2 separate regions of the Homo sapiens genome follow, and region 2 is linked to region 1. Evidence: chromatin loops called from intact Hi-C (ENCODE). Cell type or tissue: ovary. All regions are shown on one strand.

The links. A loop is a pair of places that touch in the nucleus more often than their neighbours do. Peaks named below come from ENCODE experiments on the same cell type or tissue, not always from the same donor. Only the 100,000 strongest peaks of a DNase experiment are listed, where the experiment ranks them.
Region 2: it touches region 1 in a loop (2.6-fold over the local background); 14 of 110 quality-filtered maps call a loop at or near these places.

Annotation. Positions count from the first base shown.
Region 1 is chr1:245,048,063-245,056,062 of GRCh38, forward strand. The region is part of intron 3 of DRC8 (dynein regulatory complex subunit 8); the gene reads left to right. Among named protein-coding and RNA genes, the nearest start is that of EFCAB2-AS1, 81 kb to the left of the region's middle. RefSeq lists an enhancer at 4,013-4,514. In ovary, no CTCF peak of the experiment used is centred here; DNase peaks (open chromatin) are centred at 3,509 and 6,223.
Region 2 is chr1:244,780,533-244,788,532 of GRCh38, forward strand. All of the region lies in intron 1 of LOC107985372 (a long non-coding RNA gene), which reads right to left. Among named protein-coding and RNA genes, the nearest start is that of COX20, 51 kb to the right of the region's middle. In ovary, no CTCF peak of the experiment used is centred here; no DNase peak of the experiment used is centred here.

The DNA of each region.
Region 1 (8,000 bases):
CACATGGAGGAGGCTGAGGAGGAGGAGGAGGAGGAAGAGGGGTTGGTCTTGTTTCGAGTGGCAGAGGCAGGAGAAAATCCACATCTAAGTGGGCTTGTGTTGTTCACACCATGTTGTTGAAGGGTCCACTGTGCCTTTCTTTTACCTGCAAGGAATGGTAGGCTGATACACAGCCTCATCTCAACTTTTACTTCAGGAAACAATATTTTAGGTCTATCCAGGGTCTCCAAGTTTCTGAAGTACTGAGTGAAAATGTTGTAACTAATATATTTTGTTATGAAACTGAGGATTAAGACATCCTTCATAACCAGCTTCTGAAGCCAAAGTGATACAGATAGTATAACACCAGAGTAAATTGTTGTATAAGTAGTTTATGTATATGAGGCAGGGTTTCTGTTATCCTTTGTTATTACTGTGGTTTTGATGGATGAGAGTGAAATGTGCTTATCTTGTTTTTTTTTTAAATAAAATCTTTTTATTTAAAAAATTTCAAACTTCTAAACGGTAAGAGTGTTGCCCTGAACTCCTGCACACTTTTACTTAGATTCGCCAATCCCTCATGATCTGCCACATTTGTTTTTGCCTCCTCTTTCTCCTTCTCCCTCTCTCCCCCGTTTCTCTCTATATATGCACAAACACACATACCTATTTATACATTTTATTATTATTGTTATTTTCATCATCACCATTTTGCTAGACTATTTGAGAGTAAACTGTAAACATTGTAACCTTTCCCTGAAATGCTTCACTGTGGATCTTCTTTCTTTCTTTCTTTCTTTTTGGAGAAAGGTGTCTTGCTATATTGTCCAGGTGGGAAATGGACATGAACTCCTGGGCTCAAGTGGTCCTCCCACCCCAGTTTCCCAAGTAGCTGGGACTATAGGTGTGCACCGCTGGGGTCTTCCTTTCTTTCTTTTTCTTTTCTTTTTTTTTTTTTTTTTGAGACAGAGTCCCACTCCATCACCCAGATGGGAGTGCAGTAGCTCGATCTCGACTCACGCAACCTCCACCTCCCAGGTTCAAGTGATTCTCATGCCTCAGCCTCTCGAGTAGCTGGACTTACAGGTGTGTACCACTACAGCTGGCTAATTTTTGTATTTCTAGTAGAGACAAAGTTTTGCCATGTGGGCCAGGCTGGTCTCCAACTCCTGGCCTCAAGTGATCCACCCACCTCGGCCTCCCAGAGTGCTGGGATTACAGGCATGAGCCACCGTGCCCAGCCTCAGTGTAGGTCTTCTAAGACAAGAACATTCTCTTACATAAGCCACAGTGTCTGTGTGTGCTCTTAAAAATAACCTTAGAGTCAGATCACTTGGGTTAAGGTGTCATTTGGCTCATTCCTCTGCTTCTTGCAGGTGCATTTCTAAACAGTACAAAACTGATATTTTCTGGGAGTGATAGACCGAAATTCTTATGGGGGCCAGCCTGTGATATAAAAGTGAGAATCTGACAGAGTTCATACTGTACTCATGACATGTATGTATGCCCCACCTAAACAAATAAACACGCCAATCCTAGACTAAAAAAAAACTGTAATAAGAAAAAATCATCAACAACAACAACAACAAAAATACCCGATGGCCAAATTTGTCACTTGGGTCAACAATTTGCGGCCCTGGATCTACGGTCAAAGCTCCCGTGGGGTGGAATATCCACAGCTTTCTTTGGAAGCACTGTGGTATAGTTCAGAAGTTCTCCTTTAAGTCCAAGTGCTTGACTGAGATTTGTGAGAGGCAGCAGTCGCAGTGGCAGGTAGCATGAGAGCTAGGCTGTGTGTGTGAATCCCGTTTCCACCATTTGCTACCGGTGTGATCTTGGGAAAATGTCTTAACCTTTCTGTGGTTCACTTTTCCTCATCTGTAAAATAGTACCTTTCACACAAAGCTGTCATGAGGAAGAAGTGAGGAAGAATATTTAAAGCACCTTACACCAGAGTCTGGCACGCGTAATAAGTCACTGTAGAACTGGATTCTGCGAAGACGAACCTGATGGCTAGAGGCCATCACATCCATGCAGATCATGATCCTGGTATAAGGGGAGAGGGATGTGAGGACTGTTCCTCCTGGAAGACCTAGAGAAGATGTTCATTCTTGAGCCAGAAAGCTACTTAATCTACTTTTCTCCCATTGGGAGTGACTTTCTTTTGTTCTTATCCCCGTTGTCTTTTTTTTCTTTTTTCTTTTCCCTTTTTTTATTAGACGGATTTTCGCTCTTGTTAGTAGAGATGGGGTTTCACCATGCTGGCCAGGCTGGTCTCGAACTCCTGACCTCAGGTGATCTGCCCACCTTGGCTTCCCAAACTCCTGGGATAACAGGCGTGACCCACCGCGCCCAGCCCTCATCCCCGTTTTCTACTCATCCTTCTTGTCAGACTTCTCCCCAGCTCTCTCCTATATTTCCCTAGTGCTGAGGGGGTCACTGCTTGAATATTAACTCTACGTGATCCCTGACAAGTTATTTAATGTCTTTGAGCTTTAGTTTTCTATCTGTAAAGTGGGGACAATAATAGTACCTACCTCCTAGTTGTTGTGAGGGTTCAGTGAGTTAATGTAGGGATTACTGTGTCAGGACAGTCCCTGGCACACAGTAAGTGCTGTGGAACTCTCAGCTATTGGGTAGGATGTGCATCATTCTCTTTAATAGCCATATTCCTCCACGGTGTACTCTATACTTGTGATCTCAATTTTCTTTTTGCTGGCTCTTTTTTGGAGTTTTTTCTTCCTCTTTTTCTCCTCTGCAAGTGCTCTTATTGAGGTCAGTCCTCTTCTTTTTGTCCAGATCTAAGATTCTGCTTATTCTCTTAGCCTTCTGAAATATTTTATTTTTTTACTTTGAGACAGGGTTTCACTCTGTTGCCTAGGCTGGAGTGCAGTGCCACGATCTCGGTTCACTGCAGCCTCAACCTCCTGGGCTCAAGCAATCCTCCCCCAAGTAGCTGGGACTACAGGCATGCGCCACCATACCCCAATAATTTTTAAAAAATTTTTGGTAGAGATGGGGACTTGCCATGTTGTCCAGGCCACCTTCTGTAATACTTTAAACTGTAGCAACCTGGCCAGGCTCATGCCTGTAATCCCACTACTTTGGGAGGCTGAGGTAGGAGGATTGCTTGATCCCAGGAGTTCAAGACCAGCCTGGGCAACATAGCAAGACTCTGTCTCTATTAAGAAAAAAAAAAAATCAGCTGGGCATGATGGTGTGTACTTGTAGTCTCAGTTGCTCGGAAGGCTGAAGCAGGAGAATCGCTTGAGCCCAGGAGTTTGAGTATGTAGTGAGTGTGATCGTGCCACTTCTCCAGCCTGGGTAACAGAGCAGACCCCATCTCCTCAATCCCCCCCACCCAAAAGGAAGACAAAACCATCGATATTATTTTGCAGCCAGAAGCTTGGGGGTAGGGGACAGTAAGGAGGTTATTGGAGAAAGGGAAGTGGAGATGAGGAGGGAAGGGAGGGAGTGGGAGGGAGACACTGGCTGATTGGCTGAGCAGTGGAGAGCTACCGATGGCAGGATTCTGCAGCGCGGTGAGGCATGGGGTGGATGTTGCGAAATGAAGCTGGCGGTTACAAGATAAGCCATTTAGAAGAAGTGTTGTGATTAGTGAAAGGAAGCCGGGAAATAGAATAGAGTGGCGAAGCACCTATCAAGTTTTTTCAAGATAAGGAAGATACCTGAATATTTTAAGGCAAAAGAGGAAACAGCTAATAAAGAAAATAATGAAGATGCTGAGAGGGAGAGGTAATTGTGTGAAGAACAAGAGCTGAGTGTGGAAACGAAAAACTAAGAGGGAGATTTGCTTCTTTGAGGAGGAGCACTTTTTATTTCTCCAAGGCTACGAGCACGAGGCAAGAGCTATAGGACATTCCTCTAAAGTGGTACAAAGTCAGCGACTGTAAAGGTGACGTGAGGATTAATAATAGCACCCAGTGATCGTGCAGTTCACATCTGTTGAGTGCAGTGGGTGATAAGGACGTTTTCTGAGATGAAGGGAGGGAAGTGGGTGATAAGGACGTTTTCTGAGATGAAGGGAGGGAGTACTTTGGAGCTTGAGGCAAGAGATGCTGCAGAATAGCTGTTTTGAGGGAGTTTGCCAGGAAGTCAACAGACGACTGAGCGGATTGTTAGGCAACACCCAGGACAGATTTGATGTTGGATGGGGGTGAATTTGTCATAGGCCACGCTTTTTTATTTTATTATTTATTGCAGCAGTGCTTTGCAGGAACAAAGAAAGTGAAAATTGAGATGTTCAGGATTATGGACTAACAGCAGGCAGGATGGAGGGTGAAGGGCCCAGAGTTCAGGGTGGTGACAGTGGCCATTTTGAGTGGCTGAGTGTAGAGGACTGAGCAGCCGTGTGTAGATTAACTGCCAAGCACAGCTGCGTGAGTGAGCCTAGGCCAAGCTAGCGGAGGAACCACGCAGCCAACCCGCAGGATGGCGGAAAAGAATAAGCCGTGGTTGATTCCATCACTCTGTGGCGGGCAGCTTGTTACACAGCAGTAGAAGATGCATGCCATGCCTTGTGTTGACTGCGCACAGCAGGGAGCCTGAGGCAAGGGAGCCTGGCACAGAAGCAGAGGTCAGTCGGCTGGAGAAGCTGGGCAGGTGGAGAAGAATAGAGGGGGCCTCTGGGGAGCACCCAGAAATACCCAGCAGCTCTGGAGAAGTGCAGGTTTTAGAATGTGAGAGTGAGAAGGAGGCTTGCCATCTTGAGAGATACACACCTGGTGGCAAGTTGTGGTGACGGTAAGTGCTGGAGGGAGCGCAGCCACAGCTCAGACTGTCTCTTTTCTTCCGTGCCATTCACTCTCAGCAGAGGACCTTGCCTTGTACTACACAGAGGACAGAGAAGTCTTTTTATGTGAGTTTCTTCATCATCCCATTTCCAAAGACAAACTAGGGATACAGATATGAATTGTATGATAAAACTTGAGATAACAGATAAGTCACATTACTTTTCTAAGTCTGATTAAATCTTGTGCCCCTACTTGTCAAGACCAATAAAAAGTTAGTAGTTTTCGTGGCTTCTTTTTGGCTCTTATATTGTACAGTAAGTCTTCTCTTAACCTTTCAATCAGTTGTTGGAAACTGCGACTTTAAATGAAATGATGTACAGCAAGTCTTTGAATAATGTTGTTACAAAGTTGATGAGAAAAAAAAATGGTTTTGTTATATGTCCTTTTGCTTACGGTTGTAGTTTCCAAGAACCCATCAATGATACTCAGAGAAGACTTGCTGTTCTGGGACTCCAAGGCTTAGTGCAGTCTCTGGGGGAAACTGGAGAGAGGAAAAGCATTGTGCTCATGAGCTGTCTAGGCCTGAGACAGGGACAGCATCCGTGTCGTCTGCACCAGGCTCAGCCACAGGGAGCCTTAGCACAGCTTCCAGGGCCCCAGAGCTCAATGGAGAGATTAGCTTTCCATAAGAGGAAGGAACCTCATCCAGTGCAGTAGAGGAAAAGAGAAGAACATAGGTGAGATATAGGTGGGCTAGTGGAGCAGTTTGTAGGTGTACAGGGAGAGTTCTTGAGGAAGCCGTGGTATTGTTCTTCAGGCCACTGTGGCCTCATCAGCAAAAGAATCTTTGCCTTTTTTTCTTATATCATCAGGCCTTTGTGATTCGAGACTAGAGAGAAAGAAGTTGCTTAATGCCTGCAAGATGTCAATCACGTGGGCTTTGTTTTCTGGGGTCTACCCGGGCAGGTGAGACCATAGCAGATTCGCTCAGCAGAGAAGAGGATGGTGATGGGTTCCTCAAGGGGATGTGAAAGAGGGAGAGGGAAATTTCCTATGATAGGGAAGAACTTGCCATTCTCTCACATGTAGCACCTTGCAGGCGGCAGGACCTAGGATGGGGGTGGCTGGAAGAACACTGAGCGCTAAGTGCCTGGCCAAGGCCCTCCCACCCTCTCAGGAAACCCACCCACCCAGTGAACAACGCCCGCATCAGCCTTCTTTGCACGGGCTCTTTCCCAGTAGCATTAAAATATGCTCACATCATTCAGGTCTTCAGTATCAAAAAAGAAAAAACATCCTCTTTAACACCATGTTCCTCTCCAGACACCCCTTCCCTCCCCTTTACTTCTGTTTGTTTTTTGGGGTTTTTGTTTGTTTGTTTTTTGATGTGGGGGTCTGTGTATGTTGCCCACGCTGGAGTGCCAAGTCAGTGTCTGTTCACATCACGATCTCTGCTCACTGCAACCTTCGCCCCCACTTCCTCTGGGCTCAAGTGATCCTCACGCCTCAGCCTCATGAGTAGCTGGGACTACCGGCATCTGTCACCATGCCTGACTTCTCCCTTTCACTTCTTAGATCCTCCTTGACCCACTGCAATCTAATTTCTCCTCCACCTTCAACGGAGAGTGCCCTTGTCAAAATCATAGCTGATCTCCTTTTTTACTAACTCCAGTGGCTGTTTCTCAGAATTTACCTCCCTCGACCTCTCAGCAGCATCGGAAAGCCAAGGATGACTTTCCATTTTTTTTCTCCTTAGCCTCCACGCCCCGGCCCTCTCCTGGATGTTCACTTCCCTCTCTGGCTGCTCTGCTCCATCTCTCATGCGGGTTCCTCTTTCTTGGATCGTTCCTTGAATGTGGGTACTCCTCAGACCTCTTCCTTCTCTTTCCCAGCCAATACATTCTACGTAGAGGAGCTCTTCTGCTCCTGTGGCTTCATGACCGGATCCACGTCTCCAGCCAGATCCTTCTCCTGCACTTCGCACTCTTATGAGTATCAAGTCTGTGGTTTGATTTTACCCCACTTGTAAGCTAGCAAGTTAGCTTGTTACTGTCTCATGGATGTTGGCACAAGACTTGAGACTCCTGAGTCAGTGACAAAGGACTTCATTCCTCTTGGCACAGCAGGCAACATGAGCATCAGCTTGTGGGTGACAGTTACTCCTGCCCTCACCTTTTCCTGGTGATGGGCCCAGCTGGATGCCTGCACAGGAAATGGGTGGCATCACAGAAAGGGAACAGAGCTTTCAGAACAGAGAATTTCAGGGAACAGAACAGGGGATATCTACTGCTTTTATAGCAAGCAGGAAGCAAGCCTGCTCTTTGGCCTGGAGGGAGACATTATGTCATCTCTCGAGGCTGCTCACTGCGGCATAGCCCTGAGAGATGGTCAGGGTTTTCATGGCATAACCAGCAAGAACAAGCATGTTGGAAATTCAACATGTCCCAGATTGAACTCTTCATTTCCCTTCACCTAAACTTTTTTACTTCCTTTTTAAAAATTTATTTTTATTTATTTTGCACATTTATTGGTATTTCTTTTAGAGACACGATCTCACTCTGTCACCCAGGCTGGAGTACAATTGCAGGATCATAGTCCACTGCAGCCTTGAACTCCTCGGCTCAACCGATCCTGCCATCTCTGTCTCCTGAGTAGCTGGGACTACAGGCACGTGCCACCACACTCGACTAATTTTTAAAATTTTTTGTAGACATGGCAGTCTTGCTGTGTTGCCCAGGCTGGTCTTGAAATCCTGGCCTCAAGTGATCCTCCCACCCACAGCCTCCCAGAGTGCTGGGATTACAGATGTGAGCCACCGCGCCTGGCCTGTTTCTCCTTCTATTTTCTGAACTCAGTGATTGATGCAGTCCTCGATATTTGTAACTCATTACCAACTGATAAGAAATTCTTAACTCTTTTGACTTTCCTCTCCCTCATGAAGTCTGATGACTCCTTCGAACTCTCTCTTAGGTTTATTTGCTCTTCTTGCCGCTCGCTGCCTATCCCTGGGTCAGACTGTGCTTCTCTTATGTGTTTAAGACAATTACAGCCTTTTATCATCCAGCTAGAATATTCATTTTATGAAGTTGTAAGTTGTTTTATTACGAAATGTTTTTAGAGACAGGGTCTTGCTGTGCTGCCCAGGTGGAGTGCAGTGGCCATTTACAGGTGTGTAATAGCTCACTGCAGCCTTGAACCCCTGGCCTCCAGCCGTCCTCCTGCCCCAGCCTTCCTAGTAGCTGAGACTAAGTTACTTAATTTAAAATG
Region 2 (8,000 bases), 270 kb before region 1:
CTCACCAGCGCGCCCACCCACCCCCCGTGTCTGTGTCTGAGCACTCAGCCTTCTCCCCGCGGCGTGGGTGAGCTGCCCTGCCCCCACCTGCCCCTCCGTGGGATGGGATCCCAGCCCCTGCGGCCCACTCGCGGACATCTCTCCTGCCGCTCTGTCTTCTCTCTCCTGCACCTCCGCATTTTCCTTCTCGATTGAATTAATCCCATCAGCTCATAAACATACTGTATTTCTCCCATCTTAAGAAGAAAAGAAAAAACAGCTCTCTTCACTTCACTTCCCCCTCCAGCTTCCACTCCACTTCTCTACCTTCTTTCACAACAAAACTCCTTGAAAGAATGGAGGACACTCTTCTTCTCTCTGCCTCTGATTTCTCTCCTCCGGTCCTCACTCGAATTCACCACAGCTGGACTTTTGCCCCCACCATGCCACTAAATCAGTGTTCAGGTCACTGGTGAATTCCATGGTCACCTGTCGGCCCTCTTCTTGCTTGACCCGTTGGTGACATGACATGCAACTGACGCTGTCTCCTCCTTGAACCGCCTTCTTCTCTCGGTTTCCAGGATGCTGCCCACTCCTGGTTCTCCTCCTGCCTTTCTAGACACCGTCTCTCAAGCACTTTTGTTGGTTTTGTTGGTGGTGGTGGTGGTGGTTTTGAGACAAGATCTTGCCTTGTCACCCAGGATGGAGAGCAGTGGCCCAATCAAAGCTCACTGCAGCCTTGACCTCCCAGGCTAAAGTGATCCTCCCACTTCGGCCTCCCGAGTAGCTGGGACCACAGGTGCCCACCACCACACCTGGCTAATTTTTAAATGTTTAATAGAGATGAGGTCTCGATATGTTGCCCAAGCTGGCCTCAAGCCATCCCCCCACCTCAGCCTCCTAAAGTGCTAGGATTACAGGCGTGAGCTGCCGCGCCCGGCCTTGTTGGTTCTTTTTCCTATCCTTGACTAAAGTGCTGGGATTACAAGTGTGAGCCGCCGCGCCTGGCCTTGTTGGTTTTTTTCCTATCCTCCTATCCTTGACTAAAGTGCTGGGATTACAGGCATGAGCCGCCGCGCCCGGCCTTGTTTGTCTTTTTCCTATCCTTGACCTCTAACTGTCAGTGTGCTCCAGGGCTCAATCCTCGGACGTTCTCTTGCATACCTATACTCAATGCTGAGGAAATCTCAGCTTGTCTTATGGCTTTAAATACTGCATATCTGATAGGTGTAGATGGATATGATGGATATAACGATGATTCTCTAATTTTTTTTGGAGATGGAGTCTCACTCTGTCGCCCAAGCTGGAGTGCAGTGGCATGATCTCAGCTCACTGCAACCTCCGCCTCCCAGGTTCAAGTGATTCTCCTGCCTCAGCCTGCCAAGTGGCCCAAGTAGCTGGGATTACAGGCACCTGCCACCATGCCCGGCTAATTTTTGTATTTTTGTAGAGATGGGGTTTCACCATGTTGGCCAGGCTGGTCTCGAACTCCTGACCTCAAGTGATTTGCCTGCCTCGACCTCCCAAAGTGCTGGGATTACAGGCATGAGCCACTGCTCCCAGCCTGATTCTCTAATTTTTATCATCAGGAAGACCCTTTCCCCTGAGCTCCACACCCACCTACCCACTGCCATTAGACGATGGGCATCTCCAGCCTCACAGAGCTCCCAGTTCTCCACTCAGCCAGCCTTTTGGCAGTCTCCCCATTTCAGTTCAAGGCAACTTTATTCTTCTAGTTGCTCAGACCAAAGACATTCCTCAGTTTGCATTCTCTCACCCCACACAGCCAGCTCATTAGGAAGTCTTGTTGGCAATACCTTCAAAATACATCCAAACCCAATTCCTTTCCATCTCCCCCACTGCCACCATCATTCCTCACCTGGGTTACTTCAGTAGTGTCCTAACAGGCCCCACGGCTCTGTCTTCACCCCGTTGCAACCTACTCTCAGCAGTTTTCAGAAAGATCTGATTCAATTCTGTCACTCCCCTCCTTAAAAGCCTTCTCTAAATGCATTTTCAGTTAGAGAAAAGCTGTAGACCTTAGCGTGGGCCTGCAGCCCCTAGCTGACTCTGCCTCTTATCTCTCCGCGCTCTTCCCTGCTGACCCCCATCCCCTGTGCTGCAGCCACACTGACCCCCTTGAGCACACGCCAGGCTTTAGGGCTGGTCCTTTCCACTCTGTCTGCCTGGGCTGCTCTGACCCCAGACAGGCTGCTCTAAAAAGGCTCACCCTTCTCCAGCTTTTCCTACTCACCCTGCCTGCTATTTTTTTCTCCTTAGCACTACTGCCATCAAACATACTATATGTGGCTGGGTGCAATGGCTCACACTTGTAATCCTAGCACTTTGGGAGGCCAAGACACAGATCACTTCAGGTCAGGAGTTCAAGACCGGCCTAGCCAACATGGTGAAATCCCGTCTCTACTAAAAATACAAAAATTAGCCAGGCATGGTGGCAGGTGCCTGTAATCCCAACTATTTGGGAGGCTGAGGCAAGAGAATCACTTGAACCTGGGAGGTGGAGGTTGCAGTGAGCCGAGATCATGCCATTGCACTCCAGCCTGGGCAACAGAGCAAGATTTTGCCTCTAAATAAATAAACAAGTAAATAACATATGCTGTACTTACTAACCTTGTTAATTGTCTGTCCCCCCTCTAAAATGCCATTGGGAGTGGGGGTTTTTTCTGTTTGGGTCACTGCCATGTCCCGATGTCCACGGGCGTTCACGGCAGCCACGTGGCGAGTGCTCACAAATGTGTGCAGTTTCGTGGACAGGAAGGTCTAGGCTGAAGCAAGTGGGATGATCCCACAGCCTGACTATCTTAGTAGTCACCCATGAGGATGGTTTTCAGAGCCCTCACCCTCATGTACCGCAGAGAAACGACTGCAGCCTGGCCCCTCTCTGACTTCCCCTCCTTCAAGCCACCGCAGAAACAGCAAGGCCGTGAAGAGCGTAACGAGAGAGCCAGCAGGGCCCGGGCTGACCTCAGCCTCTGACACTTCGGATTTTCATGCTGGGAAAAACATTTCATCTCTCTAAACCTCAGTTTGGTTTTTTTTTTTTTTTTTTTTTTTGAGACCTAGCCCACTCTGTTGTCCAGGCTGGAGCACGGTGGAGTGATCTTGGCTCACTGCAACCTCCACCTCCCGGGTTCAAGCTATTCTCCTGCCTCAGCCTTTCAAGTAGCTGGGATTACAGGCGTGTGCCACCACACCCGGCTAATTTTTGTATTTTTAGTAGAGATGTGGTTTCACCTTGTTGGCGGGGCTGGTCTCAAACTCCTGACCTCAAGTGATCCACCCGCCTCAGCCTTCCAAAGTGCTGGGATTACAGGTGTGAGCCGCCGTGCCTGGCCTAAACCTCAGTTTCTTAACCAGTAAAATGAGAATAATGCTACCTACTTCATAGGACTACTGAAGGGTGAAATGAAACAGTGTGTGTAAAGTACTTAGTACAGTGGCTGACACAGAGCAGGCACTTGGAGAATGGAGATTATTTTTATTAGTAGTAAGAAAAGTTATAGGAAGGTGGGTGTGGGGGCTCACACCTGTAATCCCAGCTGCTCCTAAGGCCGACGTTGGAGGATCGCTTCGGCCCAGGAGTTTGAGACCAGCCTGGACCACATAACTATCCCCCAACTCTGAAAATCGATTAAAAATTAGCTGGAGAGGGTGACACATGCCTGTAGTCCCAGCCACCGGAGAAGCTGAGGCAGGAAAATGGCTTGAGTTCAGGAGTTTGAGGCTGCAGTGAGCTATAATCACCCCAGTGCACTCCAGGCTGGATGACAGAGTAAGACCTCATCTCTTCAAAAAAGGAAAAAAAGAAAAAAGTTACAGCAGCTGTAGGTTCTTGGCTCTTGACTTGGGAAGAATTTCACTGATAATTTTTTTTAAGTTGATATTTTGTATTTTCATTATTTTACCTTTGTTAGTATTATTCACAACAAAGCAGTGTCGAGAACAATGATCACATTTCTCCTCTTCTATAACTTATTGGTTGTCCTGGAGTTTAATTTTTAGGCTTCTCCTTTTCTTTTTTTTTTTTCATTTTTGAAATTGAGATATGTTTAGATTAAACGCAGAGATCTTAAATGTTACAGTTTGACGTGTTTTGAAAAATATGTACATGGCTGAAACTCATATTTCTAAAAAAAAATGAGTGTTTCCAATATACCATTAAGTTCACTGGGGCCCCCTTACAGTCAAATCTTATACACCACAACCCCTCAGATGATCAAGGTTCAGATTTCTTTGAACATAAATTAGTTTTGCCCATTTAGAGATTCATCTAGCTGTGTAAGTCTTCTTTCATTGAGAAAAAGATTTTAAATTCCTCCACATTCGTGGCTATATCAATCGTTGGAAACTTTTAATTATTGCCTAGTATTGTTTTATTATTATACTTGAAGTTCTAGGGTACATGTGCACAACGTGCAGGTTTGTTACATATGTATACATGTGCCATGTTGTTGTGCTGCACCCATTAACTCGTCATTTACATTAGGTATATCTCCTAATGCTATCCCTCCCCCCTCCCCCCACCCCACAACAGGCCCCGGTGTGTGATGTCCCCCTTCATTCACTGATGATTTAAAAACAGCTTGTTTATGATTGCAAGGACCCAAATGGTTGCTCGCTGTCTCCATAGAAGCTGACGGGAAGAAATGTGCTTGAGCTACAACAGGCAGTGGCCAAGTCAACCTACGGAAGTCTTGTCTGATCATAAGAGGTTGAAGCCACAGAAGCAGGCTTATCCAAAGAAGCTGTGACAGCTCATCAGGACAGATCCTTAAAGAGTGGCATACCCTAGGCTGGGTGTGGTGGCTCAGGCCTGTAATCCCAGCACTTTGGGAGGCTGAGGCGGGCAGATCGCCTGAGGTCAGGAGTTCAAGACCAGCCAGGCCAGCCGTCTCTACTAAAAATACAAAAATTAGCCGAGCATGGTGGCGCATGCCTGTAATCCCAGCTACTTGGGAGGCTGAGGCAGGAGAATCGCTGGAACCCAGGAGGTGGAGGTTGCAGTGAGCCAAGATCATGCCACTGCACTCCAGCCTGGATGACAGAGCGAGACTCTGTCTCAAAAAAAAAAAAAAGACTGGTGTATCCTGGTGTGTCTAGTCATAGAGTCCCTGCAGCTTTCTGGGTGAGAAGTCTGTGATGGAAACAGCATGGAAGCCTCAAACTCCATGGATAAATGGGGCAGCTGACCAGACAGCTGTGAACTAACAGGTCTACACTGCAAATGCAAAATATTGCAGGCCCCATACTCCACTTGTTAATACTCCTCTCTGCCCTTTAAATATATATATATATTTGAAGTCTTCCGCTTCTCAGCTTGCTTCCATCCCCCTCCTCAGTGCTTGTTGATGGGATTCAAGCACTCACCCCTGAAAACTGCAGGCCCTGCTCTTCTGATGCCTGGTGAAAGAATCTTAAAGATGAGAAGGAGGGACGTACGCTCTCTTTTCCTGAAGCTAGAAAAAGTAGATGCTCTTCTGCATCATCAACCACCTGTCTTAGTTTGCTTTCTGTTGCGGTGACAGAATACCACAGACTGGGTAATTTACAAAAGAAAAACAGAGGCCGGGTGCTGTGGCTCATGCCTGGAATCCCAGCACTTTGGGAGGGCAAGGTGGGAGGATCGCTTGAGCTCAGGAGTTTGAGACTAACCTGGGCAACATGAAAAACCCCCTCTCTACAAAAAATACAAAAACTAGCCGGGCCTGTGGCTGTCAGCCCTGGCTGGATATTAGAATCACCTGGTGGTGATGAGTTAGCTCAGTAATTAGTGAGTAAAGTCACCTAGGAAGTTTGGTCTGGGCTCAGCATGGATAGAATTCAATGAGAATTTCTGGGGATGGGGCCCAGGCACCAGTGTTTTAGTAAAGATGCCCAGATGATTCCAATGTACCACTAAGGCCGAGAACCACTGGAATAGCCCGGATTATTCTAATGTACCACTAAGGCCGAGAACCACTGGTATAGCCCAGATGATTCCAATGTACCACTAAGGCCGAGAACCACTGGTATAGCCCAACTAACATATATCCAAGTTATTGCTGCAGAGTTTTACTGCTTCATTTCTCAGGAAAACCCTGACAGATGAAAGAAGGCTTGATTTAGCAAGAAAGAGAGTATTCAGATCAATCCAAATTCTTATGTCATTTATAACTATAATCCCTCTGAATATATTATTTCCACAATCCCCAAAACCTTTTTATTTTTGTAGTTAAATTTTTATTTAATAGGATACAATTTTTAGAAAAAAAAACTCTTATTTTTAAAACACTCCAAATTTTTCTTTGCAAAAAGACCTTTGCCTGGTGGTTAAATTTTTTAAGGGAATTGATACTCTTTCACCTCATTAGCAAAAAAAAAAAAAAGGCTTAAATTTATTTAGATCTCTCAAACTTTTTAAGATGATACCTTTTTTATTGCAACACTGTCCCAAGAGTAGACATGTCTTTGACATGGGAGACCTCTGGTGTCTCTATGTTTTCTATATAGAGCTGTACTGTCTGATACCATAGCCACTAGCCATATGTGATTCTGGAGTCTCACTCTGTCACCCAGGATGAAGTACAGTGGTGCCATCTCAGCTCACTGCAACCCCCACCTACCAGGCTCAAGCGATTCTTCCACCCCAGCCTCCTGAGTAGCTGGGACCACAGACTCAGGCCACCACACCGGGCTGTTTTTGTATTTTTGGTAGAGACGGGGTTTCACCACATTGCCCAGGCTTGTCTTGAACTCCTGAACTCAAGTGATCCTCCTGCCTCAGCCTTCCAAAGTTCTGGGATTATAGGCATGAGCCACCGTGCCCAGCCAATATGGGACTCCTTAAATTTAAATGTCTGGGGGCCAGGCACGGCGGCTCACACCTGTAATCCCAACACTTTGGGGGCCTGAGGCAGGAGGGTCACTTGAGTTTAGGAGTTAAAGACAAGCCTGGGCAACATGGCGAAGCCCCACTTCTGGTAAAAATACAAAAATTAGCCGGACATGGTGGTGCATACCTGTAGTCCCAGCTACTCGGGAGGCTGAGGCAGCAGAATTGCTTGAACCCGGGAGATAGAGGTTGCAGTGACCTGAGATCGATCACGCCACTAAATTCCAGCCTGGGCAACAGAGCAAGACTCCGTCTCAAAAAAAAAAAAAATTAAATGGCTGAGGTGGCAGCTCACACCTGTAATCCCAGCACTTTGGGAGGCCTAGGCAGGAGGATTGCTTGAGCTCAGGAGTTCAAGACCAGCCTATGCAACATAGTGAGACCCCTATCTCCACAAAAAAAATTTTTTTTTAATTAGGTGAGTGTGGTGGTGCACACCTGTGGTCCCAGCTACTCCAGGGGCTGAGGTGAGAGGATCACTTGAGCCCGGGAGACTGAGGCTGCAGTGAGCTGTGATCATGCCACTGCACTCCAGCCTGGGCGACACAGCAGGCCCTGTCTCTAAATAAATGAAGTTTAAATGAAATAAAATTAGAGGCTGGGCGCGGTGGCTCACGCCTGTAATCCCAGCACTTTGGGAGGCCGAGGTGGGTGAAGTGCCTGAGGTCGGGAGTTCGAGACCAGCCTGGCCAGCATGGTGAAACCCCGTCTCTACTAAAAATACTAAGATTAGCCGGGCATGGTGGCAGGCACCTATAATCCCAGCTACTCGGGAAGCTGAGGCAGGAGAATCGCTTGAACCCGGCAGGCAGAGGTTGCAGTGAGCCGAGATTGCACCACTGCACTCCAGCCTGGGTGACAGAGCGAGGCTCTGTCTCAAACCGCTCCCCGCCCACCAAAAAAAAAAGAAATAAAATTTAAAATTCAGTTCTTTCAGAATGAAATGAGCACTTCACATTTCAAGTGCTCAGTAGCCACATATGGCTGGTGACCACCATATTAGACGATGCAGCTACAGAATATTTCCATCATTGCAGAAAGTTTTATTAGCACTGAATTCAAGAGTGACTTTTAATTTATGCAACCGTATATGGTTTTACTCCTGGACTTTAATGGAAAATGGAGGCCC